Linked DNA regions of Homo sapiens: all the other regions are linked to region 3. The links are chromatin loops, found by intact Hi-C in ENCODE. Cell type or tissue: OCI-LY7. All regions are shown on one strand.

Region 1 (8,000 bases), 170 kb before region 3:
TCCATCAGAATGACAAAGTAGGCAAAAAGTGTTTTGGTGGGCACCACTGCCTCCTCTTTCTGCATTATCTCCTACCTCCCTTCCCTCCCAAATGCCCAGGGTCCTAGTCCACATCCGAGCTATTTGGGGTTCCTCTGCCGCATCCCACTAAAGCTCATTTTTCATGGGCATATTCTAAAGTGAACCAAATCCTATCTTTCAGCAAAAGTTACTGCTCTTTATTCCTTTTTTTATGGGCCCCATTTTTTTCCTCGGGAAAGATAATATCCAAAAAAAAATCTATGTCTGATAAATTGTTAATGATGAGAATGGATTTAGGATAATGTCTGGCACAAAAATACTTGCTGAAGATATAAAAGCATCTGGTAATCTAATAATATCTCTAGGTCACATATATATGTTCTAACAGGGACCACTTGGATACATTTCTTAAACTACAGAAAATGATGTGGTTATAAAATAATTCAATAATAATTGATTGAATTATATCTCTTTGCTCTTCATCAGCTCATTTATGGAAGGTCATCCCTTTATTGAGACTGCCCAAAAGACCCTCAGGAACTAAATTTAAAAGCTCCAGACCTATAAGAAAGTTCTATTTGGGGGTATGTCACCCATTTATTAACTTTATAGCTTCATATAATTGATGCATATGGTGAGCCTGGTCTTATGGGTGAAATCTGTTATTATATGAATAGGCATTGAGTTCAAGGTACACTTTTGGAAATTTGAGGCTTGTCAGTGATGCTGACTATTTCTGGGCACTGGTACAAGCCCCACAAAGAAAGATTAGTTACATGTTTTCTTTAGTGATGACACGAATTGAATAATATACTCTCAGATTAAATTTGTCACCTATTCAACACAGAATACTTACAAAAGGCCTCAAAGCAAATATAGTTTGTTAAGTGTAAAAACTGGGGAATGTTGACAGCTGCCAAGCCCACATCGTGTTTACACATTTTATATGCTAAGCAAACATGTCAGTTTGTCTGACCTAGCTGTGCCTTCTTCCTGAGAACCTGTTCCCATTACTTTTGGTGAATGGGCAGCAAGCCACATGACCCCATCCTCCTGGACACAGTGGATTGGAACAGAGATGAAAGAGACAGGAAGAGACGGAGACACACATAGAGGCAGAGAGAGGAAAAAAGGGCAAAGCCAGCAGGTAGTCAGACAAAGATCAGTGAGAGAGGGAGGAAAAAGGAAAAAGAGAGTACACATTTTGATTTCAGAGATCTTTCCAGTTCCTCCTTGTAGTTCTGTGAGTGGCCCAGATGTATGTTCTATCCTGATTCTATAAGATAGATAATCTGTGTAACAGAGAAACCTAATTTCTATAACAGTATCCAATAGAAATAGAATGCAAGCCACATGTGTAATTTAAAATTTTGTAATAGCTACATTAAGAATATTTTTAAAACAAGTGAAATCAATTTTAATAATATATTTAACCCCATATATATATATATAATATTGCTGTTTCAATATGTAATCAATATAAAAATTATTGAGATGTTTACAGTCTTATTTTTATACTAAGTCACTAAATTCTGGTGTGCGTTTTACACTTACAGTGCACCTCAGTTTGGACGAGCCAAATTCCAAGTGCCCAGTAGCCACATAATAGCTACCCTGTTGGACAGTGCAGACACAGAACAGTTACTGGAAGGCAGCTGCGCTAGCAGGAGCTGTTTCCCAGCTGCCTTGCATCTAGGAATGACCAGGTGACTAGTTAGTGCCAGACCTAAGAGTAGAAGCTGTGTGTGTTACTTCCAAAAACAAGGTGGTTAAGAAGCAGATATGAGCCGGGCCCAGTGGCTCACGCCTGTAATCCCAGCACTTTAGGAGGCTGAGGTGGTGGATCACCAGGTCAGGAGATTGAGACCATCCTGGCTAACATGGTGAAACCTTGTCTACTAAAAATACAAAAAATTAGCTGGGCGTGGTGGCAGAAGCCTGTAGTCCCAGCTACTTGGGAGGCTGAGGGAGGAGAATGGTGTGAACCCGGAAGGTGGAGCTTGGAGTGAGCCGAGATTGCGCCACTGCACTCCAGCCTGGGGGACAAAGTGAGACTCCGTCTCAAAAAAAAAAAACACAAGAAGGAAGGAGCATGGGTCTCTGAAGCATCACGTTGAGGAAAGTCTGCTGTCAGTTGGATGTATTCATTTTGGATGTTAAGCAAGAAATCAACTTTTTTGATTTGAACTGCTATATATTTTTTTTTTGGTTTGCTTAGCAGTTTAGCCTATTCTATCATGTGTGTGTGTGTGTATGTGTGTAGATATACACATATATTTTATATATAGATTATTTATATAGAGAGATATATTTGTATACTCATGTTCATAGAAGCATTATTTCTGTACTGCTGTTAAAAGCTTTTTCTATTTCTAGTGGCAAGTGATACTCTAAAACGTGTGAGTGCATGCACACACTAACTACCTTTGGGTTTTGTCAGTGAGTAATTTATCTGTGTGTATTTTACCCAGCACATGTTTAGGCTGAAGACTTTTTTTTTCTTTTTTTTGTTTTTGAGATGGAGTCTCACTCTGTCGCCAGGCTGGAGTGCAGTGGCACAATCTCGGCGCACTGCAACCTCCACCTCCTGGGTTCAAGCCATTCTCCTGCCTCAGCCTCCTGAGTAGCGGGGACTACAGGTGTGCGCCACCACACCCAGCTAATTTTTGTATTTTTAGTAGAGACAGGGTTTCACCATCTTGGCCAGGATGGTCTCTATCTCTTGACCTCATGATTTGCCTGCCTCGGCCTCCCAGAGTGCTGGGATTACAGGCGTGAGCCACCGTGCCCGGCCAGGCTGAAGACTTTATCTGGAAAAATAAAGCTCTAAAAATAAATTGAGAGGAGAATATGAATGAACTATAAAACTCTTACAAGAAAACGTTGGACAAAATCTTCACAACATTCAATTTGGTGATGATTTATTGGATATAACACCAAAAGCACAGGCAACAAAAGGAAAAACAGACAAACTGGACTTGATGAAAATTTAAACATTTTGTGCATCAAAAGACGCTAAACAGAGTAAAAGGTAACCCACGGAATGGAGAAAATGCTTGCAAATCATGTATCTGATAAAAGATTAATATCTAGAATATATAGGGAACTTCTAAAACTCAACAACAACAAAAACCAAACAAGCCAATTCAAAAATGGGCAAAGGACTTGAATAGACAGTTCTCCAAAAAAGACATACAAATGGCCAATAAGCATATGAAAAGATGCTCAACATTAATCTTCAGGGAAATGCAAGTTAAAACCGCAGTGAGGTACTACCTCACACCTATTAGGACAGCTACCATAAAAAACAGATAACAAACGAAACAGAAAATAACAATTGTTGGAAAGGATGTGGACAAATTGGAACCCTTGTGCACTGTTGGTGGGATTGTAAAATGGTATAGCCACTGTAAAAAATAGTATGACAGTTTCTTAAAAATGGAATTACTATATGACCAGCAATTCCACTTCTGGGTATATACCCAAAGGAATTGAAAGCAGGATCTTGAAGAGATATTTGTACACCCATGTTCACAGAAGCATTATTCACAATAGCTAAAATGTAGATACACCCTGAATGTCCATTGTGGATCAGTGAATAAGCAAAATGTACATATTTACTTATTTGTGGAGTATTATTTAGCTGTAAAAAGGAATGAACTCCTGACACATGCTGCAACACAGATGAACTTTGAGAACATTATGCTAAAGGAAAGAAGCCAGGCTGGGTGCAGTGGCTCACACCTGTAATCCCAACACTTTGGGAGGCCGAGGTGGGCGGATCACCTGAGGTTAGGAGTTTGAGACCAGCCTGGCCATCATGGTGAAACCCCGTCTCTGCAAAAAATACAAAAATTAGCAGGGCGTGGTGGCGGGTGCCTGTAGTCCCAGTTACTAAGGAGGCTGAGGCAGGAGAATCACTTGAACCCAGGAGGCGGAGGTTGCAGTGAGCTGAGATCATGCCATTGCACTCTAGCTTGGGAGACAAGAATGAAACTCTGTCTCAAAAAATATAAAAATTTAAAAATTTTTGCAAAAGGAAATAAGCCAATCGAAAAAAGACTAATACTGTATGATTCCATTTATTTGAGGCACTTAGCATAGTCAAGATCACAGTGACAGAAAGTAGAATAGTGGTTGCCAGGATTAGGAAGTGGGGAAATGGGGGATTGCTCTTTAATGGGTGTAGGGTTTCAGTTTTGTAAGATGAAAAGAGTTCTGGAGATGGATGGGAGTGATGTTTACTCAACAATATAAATATACTTAATACCACTGAACTGTATACTAAAAATCATTAAAATAGTACATTTAATATTATGTATATTTTACCCCAATACAAATAATTTATTTTAATAATGTTATTTTTAAGAAATCAAGAGGAGTATATGACCAAAGCCTTTAGAATTCTGAAAGGTTGGATTAGTAAACATGGACTTCATCTTTCCCAAGAGTTTTTCCAACCTCAATGTATAGCTAGTATAAGGAAAGGGTTATTAATAGCGTAAGCATTTAACACGTTTATTTTCATTGTGCAAAAATAATTATGACAGAATACTTAAAGTTCCAAAGGCACTGTGTTCAGTCCTATGATATCCTTACAGGAAATATATCTGTATTTTTATGGAGGGAGATTCTGAAACATAAAATTGTTAAAGCACTTGCTCAAAGTCATTTGCCCAGTACTTTAAAATGGGGCTTCTCAACTTCTGCATTATTGACTTTTGGGGCTGGATAATTCTGTTGTTGGGGGCTGCTCTGTGCATTGTACAATGTTTACCAGCATCTCTGGTCTCTACCCACTAGATGTCGGTAGCACCCCTCACCTTCAAGTTGTGATAAAAGACTTTGTGGAAATGTGCCCTGGGGGGCAGAATCACTCCAGGTTGAGAACCACTGCTCTAACACCAGCAGCTTCCCGAGGTTAGGGAGGCCCACCAGAGTCCCCGGCCTTAGAAATGGGGTTTCAGAAAATAACTGGTCAGGTCAAGGTAGGATCAATTTAGGAGGATCTCACATACCAAATTATCAAAGCAAGGGTAGAGGTGGGAGTTTTGTCATAGGAACGAACTAATCTATCTGTTTTAACTTTGATCAGAGTGGTGCTAGGTGATTGAACTAGGCCTTCTCCAATGTCCTTGGAGAGTAAAACATCTATCCCGGGGCTTAGGATGGGGGGTTAAGCCTCTAGGTGGGGAGGCAGTGAACAGAAGGCAGTGAGAACACACAAGCAGGCAGAACATGACAAGATAGCAGAGCAAGGCAAGAATCATCCGAGCTGGGACGATTCAGAAAAGTGTAATGAAAGAATTGTCATCTGAGCAGGGGTATTTTTTTAAAGGCAAAATTCAATGGTTGTAAGGGATGGAAATCCACTCAAATTAGTTCCATCTGAAAGAGAGGTTTATTTTTAGGATATAGTACACTCACGTAAATGAGACACAGCTGGGAATGGAGCTGCAAATTGAAGAGCTGCTGAGGATCATCATTGCTTTTTCTTTACACGGCTGCATGATCCTTCTTCTATGCATCGTTTTGCAAGTATGCTCTCTTCTGTTTGGCAAACTTTCTTTCTTTGCTTACTCTTGGTCTCTGATCATCCATAGTTTTGTCTTGCCTATGACTTTGGTTTGACATAGTGTTGACCCATGAACAGACCCAGATGAGCTTTCACAGAGCTTTCTATGTTGAACTGACTCTATTAATCTCCAGATTCCCAGGAGAAGAATCTGATTGGTCGAGTTTGGGTCAGCTCTGCACCCAACATGATTAATTCAGCTGAAAGTAGGAGAGGGAACACATGATCAACACATGGTCACCTCTGCCTGTTCCTTTAGCAGCTCTGGGGAGCTGAGGTGAAGGATGGCATTTTCCAGGGAAGGCAGTTTGGGCAAATACATTTCTTATACGGCCTTAATGGGTGGAATATGAAATATGGAAGAAATTAACTTCTGTAAGAGGAAGTGGTACCAACAAAGGCATGAAACAAAGATATTTTATATATATACATATTCAGTAAATTTTCTAGATTAATTAGACTGATGTTCAAGGATCATTACATAGTTGGGATTTATTGTAGCCCAAGATTTACATAGAGGACAATAAGGTAATGAGGCTGGAGATACAGTCTGCTATCATATTGTCAAGGGCATTTAAATGCCAGACAGGCATTTAGATTTTTTAGGGTGTCTCTAATGTCTGAGGATACACCATGGAGGGAAACTGCCAAGTTTTTCTGGAAAATATTCTTTGGTTCTTGGGTAAACCCTAGGATCAAGTCAAGTAGCAGATTAATTTCATTTTACAGGGCATTGAAAGAGAAATCAAGCCACAAATTGAAACAATGTTGAAAGAAGGCAACTAGAATAAGAGTCTACCTAGTAAGTTAGTACAAAAAAAAAAAAATAGATAATCTGTTATCTCAGCACTTTTAAAATAAAGCTAGTAGATCTCTACAAATGACCTAATTAAAAATCCAAGCCAAGAAGCCAAAAGCCATTCCACAACAACTACAAATAACAATGACAACAACAACAGCAGTGTTTATAAGGCTTCTTCTATGGGCCCACTACTGTTTTAAGCATTTGTGTGAATGGTATAAGGTAAGCGAATGAGTGTTTTATTCGCCTTCTGTTAAACACGTATAATCTTTTTCTTTCATGGCCCAGAATCACTGAATCTTGAGTTGTAAACGATTGTGACCTCTATGCCAGGAGCAGAGTCTCCTCTAGAAATATCTGTTAATCTCTAACAGTTATGAGAGTCTGTCTGGTAATTGGCCTTTTACCTAGAAGCTAACAGATTCCACATTATATAGCCTTATGGTTCCAAAGACTGGACAGGCAGTTTCATGTACAGAGGTACAGCTGACTTGGATACTATATCTTGGGCCTTAAAGTTCACATTAGAATATCAAAGTGTTTTGTAAACTGCATGTCTCTATAGAGAATACAAATCTACTCTAGGATTAAATAAGCCTGCTTCTTGCTTTAAGTTTAATGCTAATGGTAAACTGAAAAAGATTTCTAGTGACAGATAATTAGTGATAATGGTAATTACCGGCCTTTATATGGTCTTTCACCCAAACAGATGGCAAAGCACTTACAAAATGAATGCTTTAAGGCATAATTTCTCCGCCTTCTTAAATAAAAGTTCCTCTAGGGTCAACAATAGTTTGTATTTAACATACTGCATTATGTTACCCATAACTAAACAAACATTTCCAGACAATTCAGTTAGTCTGTTAATTTGCTTAGCAATTAGCTTTGAATGGATTTTTTTGCCCTGAATACATTATAAATGTATGAATGCATGTATGCCTTGCTTATTTTTCTTATTATTTTATTTAACTTTTATAAGCCACTGTGGTTACCATCGCATGGATGATTTCCAGGGAGCGGGAGGCTGGGTCACTTAGCAGGCTTACACAGGCCCTGTCTCCATGAACAGAAGCCAGCCTCTTGTAGATGGAGCCATCCATTCCTGTACATTTGTTTCTGTTTTTGTTTGTTTGTTTTGAGACGAAGTCTCACTCTGTCACCCAGGCTGGAGTGCAGTGGCACAATCTCAGCTCACTGCAACCTCCATCTCCCAGGTTAAAGCAATTCTCCTGCCTCAGCCTCCCAAGTAGCTGCAACTACAGGAGCATGCCACCATGCCCAGCTAATTTTTGTATTTTTAGTAGAAACAGGGTTTCACCATGTTGACCAGACTGGTCTTGAACTCCTGACCTCAAGCAATCTGGCCGCCTCAGCCTCCCAAAGTGCTGTGATTACAGACATGAGCCACCGCGCCCGGCCCATCCCCACACATTTGATATTTCTGGGTATTCCTGGATTCCTAGGACTGTACATCAGGATTCATTTTCTGGGGGCTATTTTCCCTGTTTCATGTAGAGTTCTAAAGACGACATTAAAAAGGCATCAAAGTTTAATCAAAATGTATCATACATTTATACCATGAAAGGAAACACAGAGACTCTT
Region 2 (8,000 bases), 420 kb before region 3:
GACTCAAGCGATCCTCTTGCCTCAGCATCCAAATTAGCTGGGATGCTGAGCTACTTGGGATGCTACTTGAGAGCTACTTGGAATGCTGTTGCAAGAGGCTCACTTGAGTCCTGGAGGTCGAGACTGCAGTGAGCCATAAACGCGCCACTGCATTCCAGCCTGGACGACAGAGCAGGACCCTGTCTCAAAAAAAAAAAAAAAAAAAAAAAAAAACCCGAAAATTATAAAGTACTTTTGAAAATAAGGAATAAACAGAATATATGAATTGACACAAGAATCGCATCACGATTGCCCTTCTTAGCAGCCAAATGTTGGCTATGGCTTCCTTGTTTATTTGTTTTTAAAATTATAGCAGCTGGGCTCTACCGCATGCCCCCAAAGCAACCCCTTCAAAACCCAGAAGCTGAAAAAGACCTCAGAAGAGATGTGAGGAAAATTGACAAAATGTTTACAGTTGTTCTGTTAGGTGTCATTACATGAGGCTGTGATATTATTTTCTGTACTCTTTTGCATATTTGAAAGATTTCATAATTAAAAGTAAATATAAATTAGTGTAATAAGATGCAAAATGGGGCCAGGAGCGGTGGCTCACTCCTGTAATCCCATCACTTCGAGAGGCTGAGGCGGGTGGATCACTTGAGGTCAGCAGGTGGATCACCTGAGGTCAGGAGTTCGAGACCAGCCCAGCCAACATGGTGAAACCCCATCTCTACCAAAAAAAAAAAGTACAAACATTAGCTGGGCGTGGTGGCACATGCCTGTAGTTCAGCTACTTGGGAGGCTGAGGCAGGAGGATCACTTGAGTCCAGGAGGTGGAGGTTGCAGTGAGCTGAGATCGTGCCACTGCCCTCCAGCCTGGGCGACAGAGTAAGACCCAATCTCAAAAAAAAAAAGAAAGATGCTAAATGGCCGTCTCAGAACCCGGCCCAGAGGAGGTCTGCAGAACACCCTGGTTCCTCTTCTCTCCCATCCCCTCCAGAGCTCCACCAACGAGACCTCAGAGCTGGCACCATCCCTTACCTGTTACCACCTACCGTGGTCATTGTTTTTTACCTGTTGCCAGACTTGCCCACTATCATTACTAAAACAGTCAAGCTTTTGTTGGAACCATTGGTCATTTTCATCCTTCTCTGTCGACGGTGGAGCAGATCGCCTCCATCTGGGGATGAAACTCTGAACGTAGGAACAGAGGAGCAGCAGCAGCAGCCTCCACCCAGGAGCTCAGGCCACGGCTGCCTTGGCTGGAATGGTGCTGTCTGGTGCTGCTGCTATTTCTACTGCAACCATCACCGCCCTGATGTAGGGCCTCCCAGGCATTCTTGGCCCCTGGGCTTCTTTATGTCAGAAATTTAAGATGTGCCTGATCACCATTCTGTGGGGATATTCTTGCAAAATAAAAATGCCTAAATCTGGAAAAGGCGGAAATCTGGAACTCTGCCATCAGCAATGCCTCTTAGTCTATTAGTGGCCTCTGACCCGGTTCTTCCATGTGGACGCCCTGGGCTGATGATTCCCCGGGGGCTGTGGGAGCCCGGGGTGGGGTGCGGGGAGAGCAGGAGGGATGTGCTGAGAAACTCCTCTATTACCAGCTTTGGAACAATTGGTTTGACTTTTTTCCTAGCCTACGAACAATGCTGCCTCACTTTTTGTTGTCTGCTGGTGGATAATCCAAGACCCCAAACCTAAGATGACAAGATCACAGTAGGTGCGATCGTTCTGCTCCAATTCAGGGCTTTTGAACATTGACTCCCTGTTTCACTCTTCTGATGCCCCGGGTTTTATTGAGAACTATCCCTCAAATCTCCTCATCCTCCTCCTTCTTCCCTCCTCCTCCTCCTCTTGTTCTCCTCTTCCTCTTGTTCTCCTCCTCCTCTTTTTCTTCCTCCTCCATCCTCCTCATTCTTCATTCTGTATCTGATTATCAGTCCCAACCATGTATTGAGTTCCCATAAATTTCTTGAGCTTCCCTGAGAGTTAAAGAGACTTGACAACTTCCCTGCCCATGAAAGAGCTTCTCATTTAGTTGGGACAATAAGAAACCACATGGGAAGTTGAAGAGCACCCGTTGAGCCTGTGGGTGTGCAGTGGGAGCTGTGTACTAACTCCCCAGGGCATTCAGAGCCTCCTCAAACAGCCTGGGAGAAATGTGTCCACTTAGCACCTCCTAACCAGCAAGAACTCAGCTGGGGCTGTACAAAGGTTAAATCTTCAAAGGTCAGGGTGGTATTGGGGGTTTTTAATGATGTGAGAATTCTGCCCTCATTGGCCTCTCAATTGCTCGTACTTTTTCAGAGCTAGAACCCAAAAGGGATGCTATCGTGTTAAGGCATAGGAGGACATGATTCTAAGGAGGGCCTAAGACATGCTGTCTTTGCACAGGTCCAGAAATCAATGATCATACTCAGGATATCCACCTCGCTCTGACAGAGGGATGTACAGGGTGAGCAGGGCCCTGAATTCATACCCTCAGGAAACCCAAAGGACTCCATCAGCCAAGTATTGTTCTGGAGTAGCGAAATGAGCCCTCTTTCCCAGTCCTGTTTCCACTCGGGTTCCAATGAGCCATATTAGAATAGGAGGGAGTGGTTTTAACACGACTCAGGATATAATTTCTTGATTGATTTCCTTCGTGTTTCTCCCCAGAAGATTAAGACTATAGAGCTGTTTAAGATATTGTCAGGCAACTCTTCCTTTTAAATACCAGGTACCTTCCATATTTTAGGATCCTGATTAATTTTTTTATTTATCTAAATTATTGCCGCAAACAAGACCTAGATTCTTATTTTTAAGCAAAAAGCAAAAAGGCCTGTTTTTGCCCCCTACAAATACACACTCTTTCCATGTTCAACAAAGCATATTTCCTGCTCAATATTAAATAACACTTAAAAGTTATGGGTGCTAGCAAGGACGGGGTGAGAGGGTGATGAGAAGAGTGAAATAGGAATAATAAAAGACCAGGAGGAAATATTATGAGAACAGCAACCTCTCTCCAAAATAGTGTCACAGCCACATGGAGCGCCTTCAAGAGGCAGACAAATTACAGAGCCCGTGCAGCAATTCATGAGAATAAAATGATTGAATATTGCATGGGAGATGGATCACCCTTAAAATCTATGAACGTCCTATTTTGGGGGGTAAAACAAGCTAGTTTCTGATACATTTTAAAAAGGTTTATGTTAGTTTAGAATCAATGTGAAGTTTTCCCTGTTAGTAATATTTTGCTTATTTTAATTTCCAGTGGTTGGAAATGTTCTCTGTAGATAAGGTTTACAAAATATGTAGCCCGATTTTATAACAGATAATCCTCTCATTCATTTAAAAAAAAAAAAAAAAGAAGAAGCCGGGTGCGGTGGCTCACGCCTGTGATCCCAGCACTTGGGGAGGCCGAGGTGGGCGATCAGGAGGTCTGGAGATCGAGACCATCCTGGCCAACATGGTGAAACCCCGTCTCTACTGAAAACACAAAAAATTAGATGGGCATGGTGGCACACGCCTGTAGTCCCTGCTACTCGGGAGGCTGAGGCAGGGGAATGGCGTGAGCCCGGGAGGTGGAGATTGCAGTGAACCAAGATCAGCCTGGCGACAGAGCAAGACTCCGTCAAAAAAAAAAAAAAAAAAAAAAAAAAGGAGTAAAATCAATATAGGAGGTAGCACCAATCATCTTTGACAAACACAGAGAAATTTGTAATAATTACCTATGAAGGAATGCTTAAAATGGTCAGAAGTTCCTAGGAATTACAACAGATGTCCTGGTATTTTGGGTATTTGGCCCCAAATCTGCTATGTTCAGCCCATCTGAGAATAAACATAGGCTAGGGACTTGTAGAGACAGCGACAGTGGCCCCTTCCTTGCTTCAAAAGGTTTGAGGGTGTTTTTCACCAACTTTAGGTTAGTGCAGATTTTTTTTAATTTAGTGCAAATTCTTGTAAATATATGTAAGGCAACAAAACATGAAAATGAAAGGACTGATCAAAAGCAAGTGACAGAAACTAATCCATATTTAAATGAAGCATTGCATAATCAACTCTCAGAATGAAAATACTTCCATTTCTCATCGCAAGGTGGCGATAGTACCCCGCTCATTTACTACAGATGCACCCAAGGCCCTGGGAACTTGCAAATACTCATTAAAACAGTGAGAGTGTACATTGTGGATGTGTGACACCTTTTCCCTGTGCAGGTCAAGATTTCTTCAATGAAACGGAATTAATTGGGTAAATATTTACTGAATGCTATGCTACAGGAAGCCCAAGGATTCTTGGTTTTGATATAGACCTTGCGGGGTTACTTCGACACGTGTTTTAGTCTTCTAGAACAAGATGGACTCTTGAGTGGGTTCCTGGCATGGTCTCAGACTACACTGGCTTGGATATAGCTCCAATAAGACATGGTCTTGAAATTTTCCAAGATGCAGATGGTCTAAAATTGGCTTCCTTGTGACAAATTACCACAAATGGTAGGGATTCTTTAAGGCCAGTTGCAGTGGCCTGGGTGCCAGCCTCATTTTCTCCATCTTTGTGCTCCCAATGACAGAATTGCAGGTGGCCTGGCTTAAAGTGGACCTCCCACCATCACATCACCTCCACGCATCCTGTCCCTACTCTGACCCCTCAGAAGGGATATCCTCTCTGACCTGCAAGTGGCCATAACACTTTGAGACTTTTGGCTGGGGAAACCGGCAAAACCCATCCACTGCTGAAGCCAACCCCCTTCCATTTTTCTTTAAGAAAAAGTACATTTTGGCCGGGCGCGGTGGCTCATGCCTGTAATCATAACACTTTGGGAGACCGAGGCAGGCGGATCACGAGGTCAAGTGTTTGAGATCAGCCTGGCCAATATGGCAAAACCCCGTCTCTACTAAAAACACAAAAAAATTAGTCAGGCGTGGTGGTGCGTGTCTGCAATCTCAGCTACTCAGGAGGCTGAGGCAGGAGAATCACTTGAATCTTGGAGGTGGAAGTTGCAGTGAGCCGAGACTGTGCCACTGTGCTCTAGCCTGAGTGACAGAGGAAGACTCTGTCTCAAAAAGTAAAATAAAAAAATTTTAAAAATTAAAAATAAATAAATGAAAAGTACATTTTAATGTAAGGCAATTAATTTGAGTTCATTTGGACAAATGGAGAACAAACATCAGAATGGAGTATCATTAAGAGTATACACTTCTTTTAGCTTAATGAAATTTTGTGTGTACATACATTTCATTCATTAGAAACATATTCTTTCATTCTTCTCTCCATTCGGATGAATGCATAGTCCACTCTGCACTCACCTTCTCGCTAAGCTCATCCTCTCTATGATGCTATGTTCTTTGAACCGCCCCATGCCACCTGCATTAAAAATGTTTCCTGGCCGGGCACAGTGGCTCACGCCTGTAATCCCAGCACTTTGGGAGGCCAAGGCGGGCAGATCACCTGAGGTCAGGAGTTCGAGACCAGCCTGGCCAACATGGTGAAACCACGTCTCTACTAAAAATACAAAAAATTAGCCAGACGTGGTGGCACACACCTGTAGTCCCAGCTACTTGGGAGGCTGAGGCAGGAGAATTGCTTGAACCCGGGAGGCAGAGGTTGCAGTGAGCCAAGATCACACCACTACACTCCAGCCTGGGTGACAGAACCAGACTTGGTCTCAAAAAAAAAAGATCTGTTTCCTTTTGGTTCTTGAGAGACAGACTGTCTAGAAATTTCTAAATTTCTAATTTAGAAACTTACCAGCAGAATACTGCTGGGCAAGTTAAAACAGCACAACTCCGAGGGTCGTGGGGAATGAACTGGGTTCACAGGTGCACAGCACATGGCACGAGGCCAGGCACAAATCACATGTTCTGGGCGTGTTAGCCGTTCCTATTCTGATTGTTCTATATGTTGGGCAGCAGTTTCCGCACTTGTATTAAGTGTGTCTTTTTATTCTGATGCTTTGACATCTAGGACCTTGCTGACTCTAGACAGACTGCCTGAATCAGGCCAGCCAATTTCTAGAGATAGTAAAGGACTCACCTGCAAGTGCACCTTTCAGATGCCAAGCAACGACCCCAGAGCCCACACCCAGCCACCTCCTTTAGCATCTGTCATAGGGCCCTCAGACTCAGGCCAATATTCCCCTGCCCTAATCACCCCAGGGCCAAATACTAGACAACCAGACGCAGTCCCTCCACCCCAGAGCTCACTGGAATTATTCAAACTAGCCAATCCTAAGCCTGCTTAGCCCACCCCACCAGGGAAACCAGGATAAAGGTCCTCGCCCACTATTCCCCTCACCAATTCTGCCTCCTGACTTGCCCTAGTGCTCTCCCATGTGGCCGTGAATGGTGTGGCATGCCCCCTCCACCAGGAGCTGTGAGCAATAGCTATCTTTACAATGGCAGTCTGGCAGTTGTCTCCTGATCTGTTGGCCTCACCATAATTAAATTATATACAATTGAATCATAATATAAGTATGAATAATATTCACAATTGAATAATAATGAAATCTACATTTTAAAACATTTTAATAAGGTTCAAGACAGTTTTGAAATATTGATATTTTCAACATGATTAGAATAAATTTATACCCATAGACATGATGGCCAACTATAATGCATAGAATTATTATGTAACATCTCTTATGAACTAAACATTCTACTGTGTAATTTAGAGAATATAATAATTTTTAAAATAATCTTTAGTCTTCATCACCCCTCATTACTCCTTAGAGGAATCAGGTACATGTGCAACATAGCATAGATTATAAGACAAACTGTGATCATTGCCATTACAGAGATACAAGGAAATATGGGAGGGTAGGAAAAGGAGAGATTAATTCTGGGAAGAGATTTCCATTGTGGATAGAATCCAACATTTTTAGGCTGGGCGCAGTAGCTCACACCTGTAATCCCAGCACTTTGGGAGGCCAAGGAGGGCAGATCACTTGAGGTCAGGAGTTTGAGACCAGCCTAGCCAACATGGTGAAACACTGTCTCTACTAAAAATACAAAAATTAGCCGGGCATGTTGGTGCATGCCTGTAATCCCAGCTACTTTGGGAGGCTGAAGTAAGAGAATCCCTTGAACCTGGGAGGAAGGGGATGAAGTGAGCCAAGATGGTGCCATTGCACTCCAGCCCGGGCAACAAGAGCAAAACTCTGTCTCAAAAAAAAAAGGAAAGAAAAAGAAAAGAATCCAACATTTTTATTTCCTTTTATATGTTCTACATTTCTTTATTCAGTGTTAATTTGGAGATTTATAAAGACTTAAAAATCACTTTTTTAAACTAGTACATTCTTGATTAATTCAAGTAAATCATTGCCACCTGACAAGCTTTTTAGCCTCCAGTAGAACAAATTATGAGTCAATACTGCACACAATTCCTTCTAAGAGTGAAATGAAACATGAGAACTTGTTATAGTTGGAGAGCTCAATTATATACGTGGGCAACTTACATTTTGTTGCCAACTAACTTGGCCTCGTGACAATCTAGTAGGTTGCAAGTTTGCTTGGCATAAAGTTTAACTAGGAATGAAAATTAGCAAAAGTATTTAGAAATTTTTTATCCTTCTATTATATAGTTTAACTGCTTCTGTGGATTATTGTTTTTCCACTTAAAGATAATTTTTATGATCAATAAAGTATTACGCAAACAAGAATCCACTTAACACTAATATCAGTTAGGCATCAGCATGTCCCTGTGATGTACATGAGTCATCTTACATAAAAATGACTGCAGTGATTTTTAACAAAGGAATTCTAGGTAGTCCCACTAAGACTGGGACCTGTGAGGCTCATATGCAATGACAGGTGTCTTTTTTGCCTTTTCTCAGTTGCTGTCTTTACCTCTTCTGGGTAAAAATGGCCTTGATAAGGCCATTGCTTTCTGCCACTGGCCCTTTCCCACCATGTCTGGGCAAATGCCCTCATGGCCTCTTGTTAGCCTATACGGCATCCTTGTGTAAATTGGAAAAAGGAAAACTTTCTTTGCAACCCTCAGCTGTCCCCTCTGAAAAGTTATCTTAACTAACATGAGTC
Region 3 (8,000 bases):
CTGTCTCCTAGGCTGGAGTGCAGTGGCACGATCTCGGCTCACTGCAACCTCCCCCTCCTGGGTTCAAGTGATTTTCCTGCCTCAGCTTCTCTAGTAGCTGAGATTACAGGCATGTGCCACCACACCTAGCTAATTTTTGTAGTTTTAGTAGAGAGAGGGTTATGCTCTGTTGGCCAGGCTGGTCTCAAACTCCTGGCCTCAAGAGATCTGTCCTCTTGGCCTCCCAAAGTGCTGGGATTAGAGCCAAGGGCCACTGCACCCAGCCCTAGAATGCAAGCTTCTTGAGAGTAATTCAAATGAAAACTTTTAAAAAATATCTTTTGGTCCCTCTATGATTTTACCCATGTATCTAGACTGAGGCCACTGGCTTTGGGCTTGTGCCGAGGAGGGAGATTCCTTGTTTAATTTAGCAGATTAGCTGATAAGCCTATTACATGATTGCAAAATTTTATAGTTTTAAGGTCAGGTTCCTTCTCTTATCTGTAACAAGTCATCCCATGCATTTTTTTTTTTTTTTAAACAAACTGCTTTGGTGAGTGAGTTTGACAAATAGCAAGGAAGACAGGCTGGGGGTACTAAGAAAATCCAGGAAATTGCACTTGCTCTCCCTTGGAGTTGGAAGAGCTGGAGTTCTCAGCTTTTCTAATGAAACCTCAAAGAATTTTAAAACTTCTTCCAATTTTCTCCATCTGTCTACCCATCCACTGCCTATCCAGTCCCAGAGATTTGAGGGACCTCCTGAATTTATTTTGTAATGCTACTACTAATTACACTGTAAGGCGGGTATAATTGTAACCATTTTACATCAAAAATAGAGGTTTCGAGTGACCAGCTAATTTCTCTAAGATCATCAGCTGATAAGTGGTGGGATGGTGGAATGAATTCTTAAGTTGTTCTGATACCAAATTTGGCATTTTCTCATCCCCCCACGCTGCCCCAGGAACTCTGTGTATACTTTCTACCTAGGAGAGCCACTAATAAAGTAGTTCCAGCTGCCTGCCTTCCTGGGGAAGGTGACTATAGCTAAGAAGGAGAATGATGAACACATTCACAGAAATTTCTGCCCAGACTCAAGGATTTCATGCCCAGATGCCTCCAAACTTGAGCTTGTAAAAGAGGACAGAAAAAAAAAAAAAGAACTCTTCTGTAGCCCAATAGAACTGTATGCCATTGGGCACAAACCACCTTTTCCAGCTGCATCTTCTGCCACACTCTTCTATCCAAACTGTGTTTCAAAGACCTGCCATTCTCTAAACATATCTCCCTCTTTCATTCCTCCCCATCATTGCATGTGCTGGGCTTCTCAGCATGCCCTTTGCTTCCAGAAAACTAACTCAAACATCATCCCTTCTATGTAATGCTGCCCAACTAAGAATGAGCTGTTAAGGAAGGTCCCTGCCCTGAGCTTTCCTTGTACAACTTGGACTTTGACTCTCTGGTGACACTTTATTGTAATCTATTTAATTGGCTGTTTGCACAGGTCCTTCTCTTCTTAGCCCCATGTGAACTGTGAGCTCCAGAAGGAAAAGACCCTGTGCGCCTCATCTCTCAGTTCTGGGCTTGGCATTCAGCAGGCATTTGATAGAGGTTGGCTAACTGAACGACAGTGTGTAAGAAGATGCTGAGTAATCTAAAAGAAGAGGTAAGTATTTGCTTTCTGGAGCCAAGAGGAAGGTAACTGAATGTTCAAAGGTTAATGTAATGTAATGTAATGTAAAGTATGGCGTAGTGTGATGGTTAATATTAAATGTCAACCTGATTGGATTGAAGGATGCAAAGTATTGTTCCTGGGTGTGTCCGTGAGGGTGTCGCTAAAGGAGATTAACATTTGAGTCAGTGAACTGGGAGAGGCAGACCTGCCCTCAATCTGGGTTGGCACCATCAAATCAGCTGCCAGTACAGCTAGGATAAAAGTAGGCAGAGGAATGTGGAAGGATTAGACTGGCTAAGACCCTGGCCTCCATCTTTCTCCTGTGCTGGATGCCTCCTGCCTTCTAACATCAGACTCCAAGTTCTTCAGCTTTTGGACTCTTGGACTTACACGAGTGATCTGCCAGGGGCTCTTGGGCCTTCAGTCACAGATTGAAGGCTGCACTGTCAACTTCCCTACTTTTGATGTTTTGGGACACAAAACTGGTTTCCTTGCTCCTCAGCTTGCAGACAGCCTATTGTGGGACTCCACCCTGTGATCGTGTGAGTCAATACTCCTTAATAAACTCCCTTTCATATATACATCTATTCTGTTAGTCCTGTTCCTCTAGAGAACCCTGACTAATACGCCTGGGAAGACTTCCTTAACTGAATAAATATTTTCAACTTGCTGTTTTCTCCAATTCCACCACTGAGCCCAATTACTTTCAGGCTTTGATTGCTATTCAAATGCAAATAACCAATGGAGACGTAGAGAATTTACTAAGCTCTTTTTAAAAGTTACCCAAATAAACACATATAATGTTTTTGACCCTCCTCCCCTCAAATTACCAACCAACAGGCAAACAAGCAAAACATCTAAAATCGTTTTTGTAGTTTACTTTGCATCGTCAGGCAGAAAATGAAAACTTAATGTAGTTAAAGAATAAAAAACTCAGTCAATTCTTAGCACTTGCATGAATACTGATTTTCCTCTACCTTGTTGGAATCCTGGATTATCTTCACATTGTCTGCTCCAAATTTATCTGCATAGAGCTTGAGTAATCTTTGGGAAATCTCGGACAGACCTGTCAGCTTAGGCTCTTTATAAATATACTCTTTACCTTCTTCTTCTTCAAAAAAGCCCTATGGAACATAATGAACCACCAATTTTATTAGACAATGCTAATCATAAATCAAAAGCAAAACAAAAAGCCATTTACTTAAAAAACATATACAGTTTTTGGTTGTCATCTAATCCATTGGTTAACACCCTATAAAATTCAAAATCGGAGAAGAAAACACAGTGAGAAAATAAAGTATCATCTTATAATCAGACATTAATGTAAATATTTCCTAGCCAGGCCAAAGAAACTCATGAAATATCTTACAAATATTATTTTCTCTATTTGTAGAACTCAATGGTACTACCTACTTGCATATATTTTGGGGGAAGAATGCCCTCTTGTGGCAGCTTGGGGTAGAACACGAAATATGGAGCAATTTTTGGCAGCATTCAAAGAGCAGTCAGTATCATTTTTAATAAGATCTCCTGTAAGTCTTTGAAACTAACATAAGAAATGGTGTATGGCATGTAAAGCTATTTAAATGGGCTGACGTGCATCCCACATAATCTTAGATGAAAAACCACAACACTTTATGTAGTTGTCGTAACAGAAATTACATGTGTTATGCTCCCAAGTACTGCTATTTAAAAAATAACTTTACATCAACATGACTTCAGGGACCTCCTGAAACTTACCTATATGTAACTTAATCATGCAATTCACCTTACTAAGAGATCTTTTACATTCTTGAAAAGGAAGACATTATAGGATTAAAAATAGCAATCATATCATCATTTTTATTCCACAAGAGCAAGTAGGTTTTAGCCTCTATTAATTTATTTGTCTGGTTTGAAGCAGGGGGAAGGGAAGATTCTATTAGCTGCAGATAACTAAGTGAAGCAATCTTTATAATTCCTTCTCTTTGAAGAGACACAGAAGCATATTTCCTGTGGAATACATGTGGCCTCAGAATACTAGATTAAGTTCGGAGTTAAGAACCCAAGGATATCTGGTTTCTTTTTTTTTTTTTGGCAGAGTCTTGCTCTGTTGCCCAGGCTGGAGTGCAGAGGTGTGACCTTGGCTCACTGCAACCTCTGCCTCCTGGGTTCAAGCGATTCTCCTACTTTGGCCTCCCAAGTAGCTGGGACTGCAGATGTGTACCACCACGCCCGGCTAATTTTTGTGTTTTTAATTAAGGTGGAGTTTCGCCATGTTGGCCAGGCTGGTCTCAAACTCTTGACCTCAGATGATCCACCCACCTCGGCCTCCTAAAGTGCTGGGATTACAGGCTATATCTGGTTTCTTCTAATTGTAGAGTTGACCCATAAGGAAATGCCTTTTGAGGTCTGGGTGAAGACACTGGATGTCAAAAGGAAACTTACCCATATTAAAAAATCAGTTTTGACTATTTAAAAATATTAATTGTTAAAAAAAGCATAGGCAAAGTGTTCCAGTGCTATTATTTTTTCATGGTGAGACAATATAAGAATATTGATTAAACTCACATCTGTATGATGCTTTATACTTCAAAAGCACTTTCATACATGTAAATAGGATCATCTTTAACAGGGTAATTTTTATTCTAAGTGGGCTGTGGCTGTACCTTTGCAGAAGCCAATGAACAAGGTCTACTCCATAGCAGAATTCTTGGCAATCAGGTAATCACCTGCTTCCTTGCACATCTCCCTAATTGACTTTGGGCTTTCTAAAGGTGGGAAATGTGTCTTCAACATTGCATGCCCAGTGTTTAGCACAATGCCTGGTCTTTAGGAGGAGGTCACTCTATTTGTTGAACAAGCAGATGAATGAAAGAGTTCTTAAAGGGCACACATCTTAAAAAGGCGTATGTGTACCAGGCATAACTGGAAAATAGTCCACGGCTTTAAATAAAGATGTTTTTATTGAACAATTTCTTCGAGAAATGTTCAAGACAAAATGCAAGTAATTATAAATGCCTTGACCCCAAACTGCTACAAAGTGTCATATGATGTTGAAAGCATGTAAAGCAGCTCCTGTCATTCCTGTAGACTTTGTAGGGGTAGTGAGGTCTGACTCCACTCCCACATGACTTCCAGCCTGCTATGTTTTTTTTCTGTTGCTGTCTTTGTGGAGTTTTGTCTGATTCAAGGTCAGGAGTTAGTGGCTACAATTGACAGACTGACACATCAGAGAAATAAGGCTTCTGAAGCTTTCAGGCGAATCCTCATGGGGCTAAAGCTGAAGCAACATTTGCAACTTCAATTTCAAGTAGAAAAATGTCTCTAAGGTTCAGGAAAAGATTTTTTCTTTTTCACCATAGTGTGAAAACTAGTACAAAGACACATTTTCACTGTAAAATTTTTCCCCTGACAAATTTCCGAATCTAGAGTGAGCAGAAAATGAGTGGTGGGAGGCAGGTAAAAATTGTCATCATCGGCTGGGTGCGGTGGTTCACGCCTGCAATCCCAGCACTTTGGGAGTCCGAGGTGGGCGGATCACAAAGTACAAGAGATCGAGACCATCCTGGCCAACACAGTGAAACCCCGTCTCTCTAAAAATACAAAAATTAGCTGGGCATGGTGACACACGCCTGTAGTCCCAGCTACTCAGGAGGCTGAGGCAGGAGAATCGCTTGAATCCAGGAGGCGGAGGTTGCAGTGAGCCAAGTTCGAGCCACTGCACTCCAGCCTGGGTGACACAGTGAGACTCTGTCTAAAAAAAAAAAAAATGTATTGCGGCCTTGCTCATAACCTGTGACTTTCTTTCATCCCTCCTCCTTGGGCTGTGGGATGGGAAAATTCAGACTCAGCAACCTACTTACTGGGAGGCTGTAAGGACCGCGCTTGGTAAACAGATGGCCTTTGGTGAGTGCTAGCTATGTTGAGGATGGTAATGATCATGACGCTGGTGGTGATGACAACAATGATGAAAAATCTCTGTATCTATAAAGCAATTTGAGTTCTGGCTTTTATGCAGCTTAACTCAGTTTTCAGTGCTCGAAAATACATACTTTCAGCTTCTCTTGCCTGGGCAACTGAGTTTTTCTTATTATAAAAGGTCTGTTGAAGCTCATTACAATATTTTGGCAAGTGATCAATTGGTGATTGGAACCTTTTTCTAAAGAGCTTGGAAATGTAAACCTGTTTTGTAAAATGAATAAGAAGGAGATGGAGGAGCAGAATAAACCATTTACTCTGCTGTCCACTGGGGTTTCTGTAAAGAGTTTTGAAGCCAGACAAATGGCAGCTCTGAAAATGTTTGGAATGCATGCTTACCTTATACCCAGGGAAACTATCAAAGCAAAGCCCACTGAGCTACAGACACTATCTGAAGGAAGGCTTCAATTTCAGCTCTGTCTATGATATAAATGATTTACAAACAGGGACACAGAGTTATGAAAACCAGGGTCAGTTTCTCTTTTGCTTTAGCCCCAAGGTTATAAGCTGACTGCATTTCAAGGCAATGGGAAATGTGATCTCTGCACTTCCCTTGCTAGTTTGATTTTTAAAATGTCATTTTGCAATGCAGTAAACACCTTCTTCTGCTCTGGTCAAGAAAGAACACACACTAGTTAAACAAGGACTGCATGGATTATGAAACTTTAAGGCAATACATTATGGTAAAAATGTACTTCAATAAACTGACAACTAAAAGCATTGACTCCTCCTCAGATGCTTTTGCAGGTACTTCAGAATCTTGCAATGTCCCTGGATCATCACTGTGTTGTCAAATATTAGGGCCCCTGGTATTTTATTAGACTCATTCAAAGTTCACAAAGAGAAGAATGTATTTGAGGAGGAATCTAGTATACAAAAGACAGGCCAGAAAATGTCAATACTAGGCTAAATGCTAAGAGAAGAGAAGCTACATGAATGAATTTCTCTGCATTCATGTAGCTTCTCTTAGCATATAAATCTGAACTCAATTATGACATTTAATTATACAGTATAGATATGTGGCCTAGATCAGCGACTTTCCTATAGGTGGAGAGCTATATCATGTCCCAAAGTGGAGATGATGGTTTTCCATACTACGCCTGCACCTTCCCTCCTCCCCCAAACTCCTTTTTTATTAAGATCCTGAGATGCAAGTACACCCATATAGGCATGACTGCAAATTATGGAATCTATGGCCTTTGGTGGATAGAATAAAATTCTTCCAGGTCTTTTACTTAATTAATTCCAGGGGCATCTGATATTTTAAGTTATGTAATGGGTATTCACTTGCTTTCATGTTAAATACCAGGGCCTAAGGACTTCATTGATTATAGTCGATGTTTGCTCACTGCTGCTGTTTCATTACTATGGAAATCAATACCTCAGGGACACTTTGGAGGACACTTTGTATAGGCTGCTATATGTCAAATTTCCATATTGATGCTGATGCCGGGTGTTGCATTAGACAATTCATGTTGTGCAAGACTTGCATTTTTTTAAAGTTCCTGCTATGAACGATCAGTTTTAAACTTGTTTTCTAGTGTCTGGCTCATTACAGACACAATTAGTATTAAATACCCCAGCCAAAACTATAAAATGAGAGCAGTGGTCTGCGTGGGACACTAAAAAATTGTACCCAAAGGCCTTTGTGCAGGCAAAGAGCCTATTGCATATCATATTTCCATAATCTTTTTAACATCATTGCAAGACACGTCAACTTGGATATTAAAAGGTAAGTTTTACAGGGACATAAAGCACCATTATGAATAAGAAATCATTTCTGACCATGGAGATTATGCTAATCAAGTAGTCAAGATTTTATCTTAAATCTTCGGAACCTTCATTCTGTACACGTTCGGGGGAATGCTCAAGTCTACTTGGTATTTATTTATCATGGAATGTGAAGTGATATGTGCTGTCTGCTCCTGTTGAATCCCATAGTTCTCACTCTCCATGTGGTGTCTTGAGACAGGCATTTGAATCTCATCTGAGCAATGATGAATGAGGCTCTAATTTGCTGCTTATCAGGATGACCTCCATTGGTTCTCCTTGTTCAAAGGTGGCTGAGTTTGAACTTATGGAGTGTCGTGCTTAGGCAGGTTCTCAGTCAGAGAATTTAACAAAACACTTTGCCTTTTAAGCTCAGACTGGAATTTTTTTTTTTTTTTTCTTGAGGCAGAGTCTCACTCTGTCTCCCAGGCTGGAGTGCAGTGGCACGATCTTGGCTCACTGCAAGCTCCACCTCCAGGGTTCACGCCATTCTCCTGCTTCAGCCTCCCGAGTAGCTGGGATTACAGGCGCTCGCCACCACGTCCTACTAATTTTTTGTATTTTTAGTAGAGACAGGGTTTCACTGTGTTAGCCAGGATGGTCTTCATCTCCTGACCTT

Evidence for each region. Peaks named below come from ENCODE experiments on the same cell type or tissue, not always from the same donor. Only the 100,000 strongest peaks of a DNase experiment are listed, where the experiment ranks them.
Region 1: a loop joins it to region 3, with 10 times the contacts of the local background. A loop is called at or near these places in 3 of 110 quality-filtered maps.
Region 2: it touches region 3 in a loop (4-fold over the local background); 73 of 110 quality-filtered maps call a loop at or near these places.

The regions. Positions count from the first base shown.
Region 1 is chr2:224,607,302-224,615,301 of GRCh38, forward strand. It overlaps LOC105373909 (a long non-coding RNA gene), which reads left to right. Exons shown (of 3, transcript XR_923955.1): 2 at 1-17. Among named protein-coding and RNA genes, the nearest start is that of CUL3, 26 kb to the left of the region's middle. In OCI-LY7, CTCF peaks have their summits at 4,828 (motif pointing right) and 5,029; a DNase peak (open chromatin) is centred at 4,850.
Region 2 is chr2:224,353,494-224,361,493 of GRCh38, forward strand. No RefSeq gene overlaps it. Among named protein-coding and RNA genes, the nearest start is that of FAM124B, 45 kb to the right of the region's middle. In OCI-LY7, CTCF peaks have their summits at 4,063, 4,267, 6,287 and 6,489; DNase peaks (open chromatin) are centred at 4,088 and 6,298.
Region 3 is chr2:224,775,510-224,783,509 of GRCh38, forward strand. DOCK10 (dedicator of cytokinesis 10) reads right to left here. Exons shown (of 56, transcript NM_014689.3): 51 at 2,629-2,775. Among named protein-coding and RNA genes, the nearest start is that of CCDC195, 63 kb to the left of the region's middle. RefSeq lists an enhancer at 3,104-3,203. In OCI-LY7, a CTCF peak has its summit at 3,109 (motif pointing left); a DNase peak (open chromatin) is centred at 3,102; H3K27ac peaks cover 588 bases.